Linked DNA regions of Homo sapiens: region 2 is linked to region 1. The links are chromatin contacts, found by Hi-C or POLR2A ChIA-PET in ENCODE. All regions are on one chromosome and are shown on one strand. The core of a region is the stretch at or near the end of the contact, and the rest is flanking DNA. Distances in the headings are between cores, read along the strand shown.

What was found. Hi-C counts contacts between places; a loop is a spot of excess contacts on that map. ChIA-PET counts read pairs that join two places held with the same protein, here RNA polymerase II (POLR2A). Pooled maps may share reads with other maps.
Region 2: a map of sigmoid colon shows a loop between it and region 1 (2.6-fold over the local background). The contact joins the promoter of MGP here to the promoter of RERG in region 1. A Hi-C loop is called at or near these places in 3 of 168 maps with a recorded cell type or tissue (aorta, ascending aorta and sigmoid colon) and 15 of 50 pooled maps. POLR2A ChIA-PET finds 5 or more read pairs at or near these places in 1 of 52 experiments (H1).

What each region holds. Positions count from the first base shown.
Region 1 is chr12:15,219,143-15,225,237 of GRCh38, reverse strand. It overlaps RERG (RAS like estrogen regulated growth inhibitor), which reads left to right and starts at 3,821. Exons shown (of 5, transcript NM_032918.3): 1 at 3,821-4,043. It overlaps LOC124902886, which reads right to left and starts at 4,570. Exons shown (of 1, transcript XM_047429948.1): 1 at 3,260-4,570. The coding sequence starts at 3,993. The coding sequence ends at 3,676.
Region 2 is chr12:14,883,632-14,889,726 of GRCh38, reverse strand. It overlaps MGP (matrix Gla protein), which reads left to right and starts at 3,873. Exons shown (of 4, transcript NM_000900.5): 1 at 3,873-3,996; 2 at 5,482-5,514. The coding sequence starts at 3,936.

The sequences.
Region 1 (6,095 bases), core at 2,572-5,071:
GGGCTCCAAGAATGAATGAAGAGTGCAATCTCAGGCTTAAGGGAATCTTTCTGAAACAGTATGTGATCCTGATGGCCTGCATTAAATCCTGAGACAGAGTCTTTAGTAAAACCTGAGAACAAAAGCAGAGCATGTAACCTCTCTCAGAGGCTGCACAGAGACTCAGAAGCCCTCACCTTCTCATCTCGGGATGGTAGACAGAATGCAATGCTCACCTTCAAACCATTGCTTTATAGAAAAAACAAACAGGCCTCAGACAAGGTAGGAATGAAGTCAAGCACAATTAACTGAATTTGTATCATAGCAAATATGAGTCTTGATCTAAAAAAGAAACCAATAATAAATATAAAAACACACTACACAGGAAAAAAAAGGAGGAGAAGGTCATTGTAAGCAAAAGTAGGCTAATAACAAATTTAAAAACAACAAGAAAAGGAAGAAACAGGTATTCTCAATTATACAATACAGCACCTGCAAGACCTTCTTGAAAACATTGCTTAATGAAGATATCAAGGGATGAATCAAAATAATCAATAATAGAAAAAACATGATAAAAGAATCAATGAAAGAAATTTATTCTATTTAAATATAGAACTAAGTTTAAACCACTTTGGGAATGAGAGTTATAAGTGGAAAGTGAATGTTACAAATCTTGACAATGAACAAACGAAACCTGTGTAAAAATATAGAAGGAGGGAAGAAAAAAAGAGACATAATAAAAGAGCTATTTTCTTCTTTTTAAATAGCAAACAGTCAGTTGATATTGACTAAAACAAATATATGTTTAAGCATAATGAATTCAGATCTGGTTTTATGTAATAATTCAAACTGTAAAGGAATCTTTAGGGTGAATATCTCATGAAGTAAGTGACTATCTCATGAAGTGAGTAAATATCTAAAGTTTGGTCAGCCTTTAATGTTCACTTTAATTTTGTTATCTTCTGCTTCATTAAGTGTACTTTTAAATTAAAAATAGCATCTACAGGATGATGACACTTAGCATATCTGTGCCATTTCACATACCTGTCCATCAGGATGTCTGTTTTCTACAATATCTGGAATGATGATGGTCCCCTTATGTTAACAATGGTTATTATTTCTGGATAGTGTGATTCTGGGGATGATTTTCTACATCTTTGTATTTTTCTACTGTTTGAATTATTTATAACAAACATGATTAACAGCTACACAGACATACACACACACAATTCCAGTTTCTAACATGCTTTGTGGTTATATCAACACTTCGTCTACTTGTTTTGTGTTAGAGGTTTTAGCTGAAGCCTAAGGCCAGGCTAAGAGACTTGAATGTGACAAGGACTTCCCCTTTCCCCAGGAGAATTCTTGCCCAGCAAACATATGTCATGGAACCGTAAGTACAAAGTGTCCTCTGCCCTTCTTACTGATCCATGAGGCAGGCAGCACAAGAGAGCGTGCCTCTTTTTGCTGCTTTAGAGACAAAGGAAGCAGCCCGCAGAATATAGGATACATACGGAAGATGTAACACAGTGGGAGTCAGGCTCCAAGATAGCTACTTCATCTATCTTAGAGCAGCACATCAAGAACTGCAGATGTGTATGCAAATGCCTCCCTAGTTGAGGGAGGAATGCTGTTGTTATATGGGCTAAGCAGGAAAATGGAGAGAATCAGGTTCCATAGGCAAGTTCCAAAAGAACTACTACAAATGGGACCTGGCTTGGGCCCTCTTCGAAAACTTACTATTATTATTTTTTTCTTGAGACAGAGTCTCTTTTTGTCACCTAGGCTGGAGTGCAATGGCACGATCTTGGCTTGTTACAACCACCGCCTCTGGGGTTCAAGTGATTCTCTTGCCTCAGCCTCTGGAGTAGCTGGGATTACAGGCTCCTTCCACAACGCCTGGCTAATTTTTATATTTTTAGTAGAGATGGGGTTTCACCACGTTGGCCAGGCTGGTCTCGAACTTCTGACCTCAGGTGATCCGCCCATCTCAGCCTCCCAAAGTGTTGGGATTACAGATGCGTGCCACCACGCCTGGCTAATTTTTTGTATTTTTAGTAGAGACGCTGTCTCTACCCATGTTGCCCAGGCTGGTCAATAACTCTTATTAAATAAGAGTGGCAAAGTGGGAATTCCAACTCAAGTCTCTGTAAATAGTATATTTACAGATATAGGGTCACAGATTTTTTTTTTTTTATTAAATCTTGCCCTGAGTATAAGATTTAATGGGGGAAACAAGGTAACATGTGAAACCTGAACACCTTAATGCCACACGATTCCATGTAATTGGAATTCTGTAAGATTCTATATAATGAATCTGGGTAATTATTATCCCATCCCAGACTTCAAAGATCTTCTGCATGCTAAGACACCAAAGTCTCTCTCTTTTCCAGGCCTCTTTCTTAAATGTCGCAGCCCCATACATTCAATTTCTTACTGGATGGTCTATCCTAAATCCAGTATGTAAAAAAGCTCAAACATATCCTATCACAACTTCTTCTTTATCTTAATTCATTCAATTCAGTAGGTATTCTTTAACTACCTACTATATGCCAGGCTGTAGGTATACACACTGTATGGATGATGCTGGGAATACAGAAGTCACACATGGTACATTCCTGGCTTCTGGGAGCTCACAGATTAATGGAGAGGACTAAGGGGCAGAAATGAGTACAACACAAACACAATGATAAGATCACAGGGTCCTGTGAGATACAGAGGGAGGCATCTAATCCAGATGTATGTGGTGTGGAGGGAGGGGTACATTAGTGATCAGGAAACTCATAAACCATACAATGTTTGAGCTTTCTCAAAGAACCAGCAGGGCAGCTCCTGCTCAGCTAGGCAACTCCTCTTTTTGCCATAGATCTAGCTGTTCCATTCAGCCATTCACTCGTGGCTGCAGTGACCTTCCAGGTCAGTCTGGACTCTGGAAATTGCCTCCATGGTTACCTCCCTTCCCATTGATGACATTCTACAGATCGTTCAGTTTGCCCTAGGCCCCTGTCTGTTCTATATAACACTGGTTTTCTGGAAGCCGTTTGGTATCTTGGTAAGAATACCCAGATTTATAAGGGAAAAACAATAACATAAGTGCCTCCTGCTTCTTTGCTCAGATGTTTCAGTTTTTGGGAGATCATTTAGCCTCTCTGAAGCTCACCTCCTCATCTGTGAAAGGCTAGTAATTATAATACTAGTTCTTACATGAAGAGAGGGTGTAAAAATCAAATCAGATGAGGGATATGAAAGCAGGTCCAGCACAGCTCGCATATTAATTGTCTTTGTTAGGGTCTGAGCATAATGGAGTATGACTCCAATGCAAATCCTATAAATGCTGATCCTGTAAGGAGGACGAGAAGCTTTTGGAACTTTCTCAAATATATGAATAGAATTTCAATTGAATTCCTTGTTTGTTTTTCCTAGCATCTCTCAGTTCCCAATCCAGTCTGGATTTCATTCCAGCCATTTACTAGCCTTGCGTTACCTTCTCCTTCAGTTTCCTCTTGGGTATCATGGAGATAATTAAAGATACTTCAAAGAGATATTGCGAGGATCATTTGAAATAAGGAATAGAAAACACCACGTAGTGATGCTTTCTTAGGCAAGGTTTTGACCGAGGAAAGCCGCCCTTCGGTGGGAGCCTGGAGGCTTGGAAATAACCAGTGAAAAAGGGAAGCCCGTCTTGGGTGCAGCACGTTAAAGACCCAAGCTCGCAAGCCTGGGAGGCAGCGCGGCGGGAGGAGCCTGCCCCTGCCCCCAGTAGGGGGCGCCGAAGCGCCGCACTGCAGCATCCTGGCCGCTGAGCGCAGCGGCCTTGGCCGGGCTCAGCTCGCGTCCTGCCGCAGTCCCTCCGCCGCTAGTCGGAGCGAGCGCGAGTGAGGAGACCCCCGCCGGGCCACTGGCACTTGCTTCTGCGGCGAGTCCCACCCACGACCGCAGCCCAGCAACTCGCAAACGCAACCTGAAGCCTGGGCTGCGCAGTGTGGGAGGGCTTCGCGATCTTGGGGGACCCATTCCGAACTTGCAGAGGACCGTAGCTCTCCTGGCCTGGAGAGTGTGAACAGGTGAGTGTCACGCACGTGTCCAGGCAGCTCTTTCGGGACGACTTCCTGCAGACCCATTCCGAGCCCTGAGCGCGCTCGGCCTCTGAGTCGGTCCTCTTGGTCACCGGGTTCTCCTCCCAGGGCGGCTTTGGGGTTCGCTGCGAGGGAGATGTGAACACCAGCAGCCTATCTTGACAGGGCTCTCCTAGCTGAGAGGGAAAATGCCCTTTTGACTTAAGGCTGCATTTTCTCCCTAGCCTGAAAGCAAGTGACTTGCAGTCCACAATGGATTTGTTTATTCTTGCAAGATACCTGTTGAGTTCAGAGCAACATTAAATAGCCAAGGGGCTTATACAATTATCCTGGTTTGCTGTGGGTACTGCGTAGTGATAAGAAGAGGAAGAATTCCTAGTAATGAGACCAGGAAAACTTGATTTCAGAACCAGAGAAGGGGAGGCCAAAAAAGAAGAGAATCTCATTTCCAGGCCTAGACTAGGGTCTTTGCTTCCCTAAATAGCTACACTTGATTTTGATGAGCGCATGCAAACAGAAGTTCCAAGCATGATTACCTTATAAAGACGCTTGCTTGCCCCACCCCCAAGAGGAAGTAGAAAGCATGAACCTTGATAAATATAGCCTTGAGAATGATTTATTAGGAATGAAAACTTTCTTTAAATAAGTAAGTAAATAAGGTTACAGTTATCTAAATATCATAGGTCTAACAGAGTGTAAGCTCTTCGAAGGGAACTACTTTTATTTGTATGTGCATAGCGTGAAAGTGTGGAATAAATCAATGAATGCATCACTAATAATACAGGATTTTAGCTAGCGTTTTTCCTTTTTCCTTTAATTTATGTTTAGGGAAAAAAAAACCTACACCTTCAAACTAAATAGGTATGATTTTACCTTTAGAGTGATAGCAGCTGAGATGTTTTTGTCCTAATAAGCACCATCCACATAAAAAGTGAATGGCAAATTTCAGCCCTACTCAGAATATTTCAGCAGAACATTAGGACAAATGGATTTTCTTAGATCCACGTATGGAAGCTCTCAGATTATGAATTATTTGGAACATCAGAAACTTGGCAACAGTTTACTTATTACAACAATTTACATATTTATTTTTGTTTTCTATCTTGTCAAATGTAACTTTTCACATTTTCATGTGAGAAATAAAATGTTGAAGAACTCCTGTCAGTTTTGTGTCTTCCTTTAAGTGATTTTTCTAAACATAAAATTAGGTTGACAATAACCAGCTGTATCTTTATTAGGTTATAAATGGAAAAAATAGCCCACACAATTTCTCTTTCTTATGTGAAATTCCTATGCCTCTGGGGCCATTTGGGAGTTACTAAAAAATGTGACTTGTCATTTTTTTAAAATCACATTTGATGGCTACTTTCATGAAACATTAATCAGACAGATAATTACTTGCATTTTATATCCATGTATATGAACAGTTTTGCATGAAACAAAATTATTGTTTATACTAGCTGCAGACACTTGCGTGTTCAATGTTTCAAAGAAATACTTGCCAGCACCTCTTCTCATTTATAATTTAAATAGTTAATATATCTCCACATATTATGTTTCTGTGATGAAGCCCTGAACCTTAAAAACATAGGGCCTTTTCTTAATGAATGCATCTAAAGTGACAAATAAGGAAATCTTTTTATCTTTAGCCAAAAATATGGGACTGGACAAATTGCAGATGTTTAAGCTTCTGGTTTTTGCTAATAATGATTACTTAGACACTTTGTCATTATTGAGGATGAAGTAAACAATAGCTAATGTTAATGTTGATTTTTCCTTCCTTCAGAGGAAGCTCTGGCACTTTGAAAATCAGCAAATACAAAACCTTATTAGGTACAGGATGATAGCTTAAATACCTAAGGAAGAAAACAATTACATGATAATGTCTTTGTAGAAATACTTTTTCAGGCGGATTTTCACTTTTTAATTTCTCTCTCAAGAAGCTCTTTGTAAAAATTTATAGATGGAAAAATCTGGCAGGAACATTTAACACATTTAGATAACATATTTGTGTTTAAAACATCTTTACTGCCTTGAAAA
Region 2 (6,095 bases), core at 2,624-5,123, 340 kb after region 1:
CTTTAATGGCAAGGGTAAGGACTTTAGTGCTGCCAGTTTAAAAAAAATTATAAAATCAAAATTCAGTAAATAAAGCTGAATTTCATGGAACAGCAAAAAAGAAAAAGAAATCTGACTGGAGCCAGGAAAATTCCTCAAAGAGACAAAATGCCTAGCCATCTGAAAAAGAGTTAGTTAAAGGATAAGCAAGGACAGAAAGAGAAGGAGGTAGAATTGATAGGGAAATATATTACACTTTCTACCTCTATGCCATTATTTTAGTCACAGAAATACCATGTGAAAGGGATAACTCTTTTGGTATATTCTCTGGCAAATATACTTTTCTGAGAAGCTTCTCCCCACAGTAATTCTCAGAAGCTCTGCCAATGTTCCTCTCCTGCATTCCCTCCCTAAATTCAGAATTATCTGAGCTGGTCACTAGCACCTTTCTTGATGCTTTGGAAACAGAGATGCTCCTGAGTGCCCATAAGAATGGTCAGCCCAGTGAGAAAGCTCATCACTTGGTCTCCTTTAAGGCCAGTTGGCTGCCTAACAATTTTTTAAATAAGAGGAGCCACTATTAAATTTTTGTTCAAAGAGCACACTTGATGCATGAGGACAGGGCCCATATCTGTATTTTTCTCTACTGTATTTCCAGCCTAGAGTTGACAAACAGTAGATGCTCAGTACATTTGTTGGCTAGATAGATAACTTGATGGATGGCTGGCTGGCTGGCTGGCTGGATGGATGGATGGATGGATGGGAGAATTATGAAATCATGAAGCTCCTTCTGGCCCTGACAGGCATGGTCATTCTTCTCTTTTCTGCCTGAGAGTAGGTGGAATAGGAGATCTGTATTACTCCATGGCTTCTCTTGCTTCAGTTCCTACGTTGCCAACCTCACATGAGGAGAATCCTACACATGTTTAAAAACTGGCAATCATATCACTGTCTCATATTTCTGTTATCACTTCTGGGAGTTTCTTCAAATATTCTCTCCTCTGAATAACACTTCTTTTTTGTTAAGGGAAAATGTCTATATAAGTGTCTTTCATAATTATCTAAAATCTAATTAGAATTTAGAGTTTCATGTGGTCTCGTCTTGACAAGATATCCCAATTAAGAAAATGCAAACTAGCTGGCAAAATTAATTTGTTCAAATTTCAATATTTTCTGAAAATTTTCAGACAGTATTCTGCAATCTCAAACAATGCTATTCCTAACCAAAGCAACTTTTATTTCTCTGTTCCCATGTCTCGCTTTTAATATGTCTCACCTTCTACAACTGCCTCCGTTTTTCTCTGTCACTCAGTCTCTACCTAAAACTCACCCAGCAAACCAAATTGGTAAGGCTCTTCTCATTTCCCCTTCTCCGTTTTTTTTTTTTTCCTACTTCCATTCTTTTCTTCTGTCTTCTCTCAGATGAGTCAATCTTGGTCCTTTCTAATGCAAAGCTCCCATCCCTGCTTCATGCGTTAGTCCAAGTCCTCATCATAAAAACATATGACTGGAGTTGGCATTCACAAAGTTGTCTTTGAAATGGGGAGTAAGGTGACAGAGGAGAAAAAGAAGAGCTCTGGATTCTCAGACATGTTAATAATTTTTACATATCATATATAAATGGGATTTTGCAGAGAAGAACCAGAAATAGATGGGAGAGCAATGGACAGGAAAGGCAGATGAGGGACCGAAGAGACACAGCTCCCAAAAGAAAGTTAGCCTTACAAAAACCAAGACGATAAAGAGAAATGCTTAAGTTTAGGGAATCCAGTGGAAGCAGTGATTTAAGGTGAACAAAAGGTGAACCTTAAGTTGAAATGAGAAGTGTAGGATTTTCAAGTTTAGTTTCTGGGAGTGTAAAAATAAAAAAACAATTGTGATGTCAGAGGTTGAAAGATTATAGTTGTCATTTGAACTTGGGGATAAAGGAGACATCTATGACTTGGCTGGAAAAGACAGAGCTAATGTACATTGCAAAGCACATATTTATAGCAGGAAAATGGGAAGATTTCTCTTTAATTCTGGAGATGGAGTGGGGATGGGGAGAGTAGACTACTCATTTTAAGGGTGAAACATTGGAATTCAACTTGTTTGATGTTATATTAATTGGTGGTTAATTACTAAGCTAAGTACGTATAAAACTTTTATCTATGGCTAGCTTGTCCCCCCAAAGTCATGCAATATAGTGAACTGGCTTTCGCACTTTAAATTATTCATTGATCATGTAATGATTCAGATGATTCATCTTCCAAGATGGACACTGAAACTAACACTCATAGTAGGTTGTGGTTTAAAGAGTGGAACAACCGCCAGTCTCATTAGTGGAAATTGTGATGGTTGAATTTATCAAGGATGAACATACACGGTCTTCTTTCTGAGATTTTCTTTAAGATTTTCGCACAGATAATCTATTTCTTAGGTTTTGGAGAGAAAACTTGAATTTTATTGATCCCTCAGAACTCAATCTTTCAGATTTCAAAGGAGCTATTTCTTTTAATGGGGACTCTGTTAATATTTATAAAAGCTCTTCACAGGATGGAGGGTGGGAGGGAAACTCCATCCCAACAAGACAAAAAGAATGAAGCATGAGGCTCCACCTAGTTCATCACTGCTCCTTGAAATACATCAGTATTGAAAGACACATCCACCCCACCCCCAACCCAGCCCTATTGCTGTTCCAGCTCAAGAGTCAGAGGTCCCGAAGCTGTAGCTCTTCTACAATCTGCTGCTCTGTGACTTCAAGTCTGTTGTCTGCAAAGAAAACTATTGGGTTCCCAAGCAAGAGAGGCACATCTGGTAGGACAGATTTTGTGATTGCAAAAGAAGGGGGAAAAAAAGAAAGAAAGAAAAGACCTCTCTATACAAGATAACCAGAGGCATCAAACTGAAATCCTCCTGTGGAAAATAAGCTAGTACTTCTGGGCCTGATGGTGTAGTGAAAACCTGTGCTTGAGGATACATTACAGTGAAAGAGCAAAGTGAATAGTAAGTAGCTATTACTTACCTCCTTAGGGAGGTGTGTTGTTTGTCTGTACATCCCCCACAGCACCTAGCACAGTACCTTGCATCTCACCTGCCACTCACTAAAAAGTCTATCAAGTTAGTTAATTATCGAGACAACGCCCTCAGAAATGAGAGAACAGTACCCTCTTATCCTTGCTGCACTTTCCAGCACTGATACGCTGCCTAAAAGAGGACTAGGGCACAGGTTTGAATTAATGTCACAAAACTGGATGGGCAAGTTACAACGGTGTTGATTAAGGAAACAGAACTCATGGTGCACCGGATATCTCCATCCTGATGAACCCTTGGAAAAATGCCAAAGATGCATATCCCCAGGCAAATGCCTGATTAGTCTGGGATTGATAGATTGGTCTAGGATTCAGCCCTACTGGGAAGATGTCTAAATTATAATCAGTGTAGAAAGCGAAGTTCTCCTAGAAGAAGAGGCAAAGGTTAAAAAGAAGAAAAGAAAAGAAAGTGAAGTCCTTTCTCCCCCAAAACCTCTCATCAATCAATCAGGGTAACAAACAGAACACTAGGGCTCTGTCTGTGGACCAAACCCAAAAGCCCTGCGGTCAGGGCCAGGAGGGTAGATCATGTGTTTGTGGCAACTTCCTCTGTGGGCTTTTGCCCAGGTCTGTCCCCAAGCATACGATGGCCAAAACTTCTGCACCAGAGCAGCATCCTGTGTAACACAGTCAGGTCCAGCAGTTAGGGAAAACTGCCCACTCAGAGTAGATAATATCTGGAAGGAATGACTGTTTGGGAAAAGTTCCAATGCTAGTTCAGTGCCAACCCTTCCCCACCTTCTCCAGCTCTCTCCCACTGGTTCCTCCCCTCTCAACTGCTCTGGTTCTTATAAAAACCTCACAGCCTTCCACTAACATCCCGTAGGAGCCTCTCTCCCTACTGCTGCTACACAAGACCCTGAGACTGACCTGCAGGACGAAACCATGAAGAGCCTGATCCTTCTTGCCATCCTGGCCGCCTTAGCGGTAGTAACTTTGTGTTATGGTGAGAAACTTTTCTCCCATTTCTCTGTGTTTACTTTTCTGCCTCTGACTTTGGCTTACTTCTATTTTTCCTCTCCCTCCTCCTCTTCTTCCCCCTTTCTCTGTTATAATCTTAAAGTACCATTACTTTCACATTTCCCAGTCTCCGCAGAAACTGATCTGTTCTATTAAGTCTTTTTTATATCCTAAATATCCAGAGTCTTATGCAACTTAACAGGCAAACCCGTTCAGTGGTAAGTCTCTGTATATCTAGAAACTCATATTTCAGAAAGAAGATACCAAATTCCCAGCCCCCTGCATCCTCATTTTTAAGGATATTTATTTAGACTTTGGTATCAATGGGTTAAGGGTATTGTTTAAACCACTTGCCTTTGAGAAAATCCATTTTTATGTGAAGTATTAAGTATAGCCCTTTCTAGGGACTGGACAATCTCATGAACTTACTATGTTTGTTCAGTTAATTAATTTTAAAATAAAGTTTTACATCAAAAGAATTTTAGAAAAGAATCATTTTCATAACTCCTGTTGTCAGAAAATAAATTTTGCCTGTTTTCTATATGTCATTAAATATACCTGCATTTGTTCAAAGCTTATAAAAGGAAATCTGAAGCAAAGTTATTTACTTATTTCAGTCTTTTGTTTCAATTACCTAGATATTTTCATTGTTTTAAAATTTAAATTACATTAACAACCATAAAGATTATGCTTCTCACTCTTGTATTCACAAATTTTCTGTATTAGAGGATTTGATTTCTTCACCTCCTTTTTAAGTTTTGAAGAAAATTCACTTGCTGGCAAATATTAATAGAAGCTTCTTATTCCAAAATTTATCTGCTGTGCTCAGGAGAGTGGCAGAAAGAAGAAAACTTCGGCTTTGATATCGTTTCAGTTCTCTCTCTGAACTGGCATCGTGCCCAGGGTGAGCTGTCAGCTGGAGCTAGTGGTTTCTGTGGCTGCCAATTTAACACAGGTTCTTAAGAGGCTTTCGGAACCCTCTTAGAAACCTGCCCTAGTAAGCCCAGCAGAGCAACTGCCCTGTAGTTCTCTTGCCTGGAGAAACCTGGCTGTCTTCTGGATCCTTCTTAATCCTCTTTGACCCTGTTCTCAAACAGGCTCTGAATAAATCAGAGAAGAAGGTTCTCTGGAGACTTCTGTACAGCACTTAAAGTGTCTTATTTTGCTTGTCTGAAGACGTCATAGCCCTTGGGAAATTTTAGCTGAAAATGGCCACTCCCTCCTTCAACATCAGAGAAACTAAAATATAGAGATATCCACAGCAAGGCCAGAGCTAGAGAAAAACCTCATAAATCCTAAATTCCTGAAATTTCTAATAACCACACTGCTAAATATATTCTTCATGTTTTTAGACTCTTTCCTCTTCTTCCATCCCTGTATTTAAACTATCACAGTGTCTAAATTGATAAATAATAACATAATGAATCATGGATAAATATTGATATAATGAATCTTTTTTTTTTAATTTCAGAATCACATGAAAGCATGGAATCTTATGAACTTAGTAAGTGAATATTTAACTTCTTTATTCAAATCCCTTGCATTAAAGAACCTCTTCTTATTTTTAAATAAACAAGATGGAAAGATATATAACAGGGAGGGAAAAGGGGGCCTCTTTTGGAAAACTAAAGTAAATTTTTAAATCTAATGACTATAAAAATTGCCAAAGGAGCAATTTTTTAAGTTTGAAGTAGTGCAATATGGGATTTAAGCTACAGGCGACATATTTAGAAGCCATAAAATCTCATTTGGAAATTTTAAATTGGCACCACGTCAACTGCACAGATGGAAAACGAGGAGTAATGACAAATGGTAAAGCACAGAGCTGGACGCCAAGTCAGCTGGGAGACCACAGGCGCCACGTTAAGCTGAGTGCTGTTTTGGTTTTTTTGTGTTTTTCTTTCTTGTTTTTTTTTTTGAGACAGTGTCTCACTCTGTCGCCCAGGCTAGAGTGCAGTGGTGTGATCTCGGCTCGCCGCAACCTCCACCTCCCAGGTTCAGGCAATTCTCATGCCTCAGCCTCCTGAGTAGCTGGGATTACAGGCCCATGACATCATGCCTGGCTAATTTTTGTATTTTTAGTAG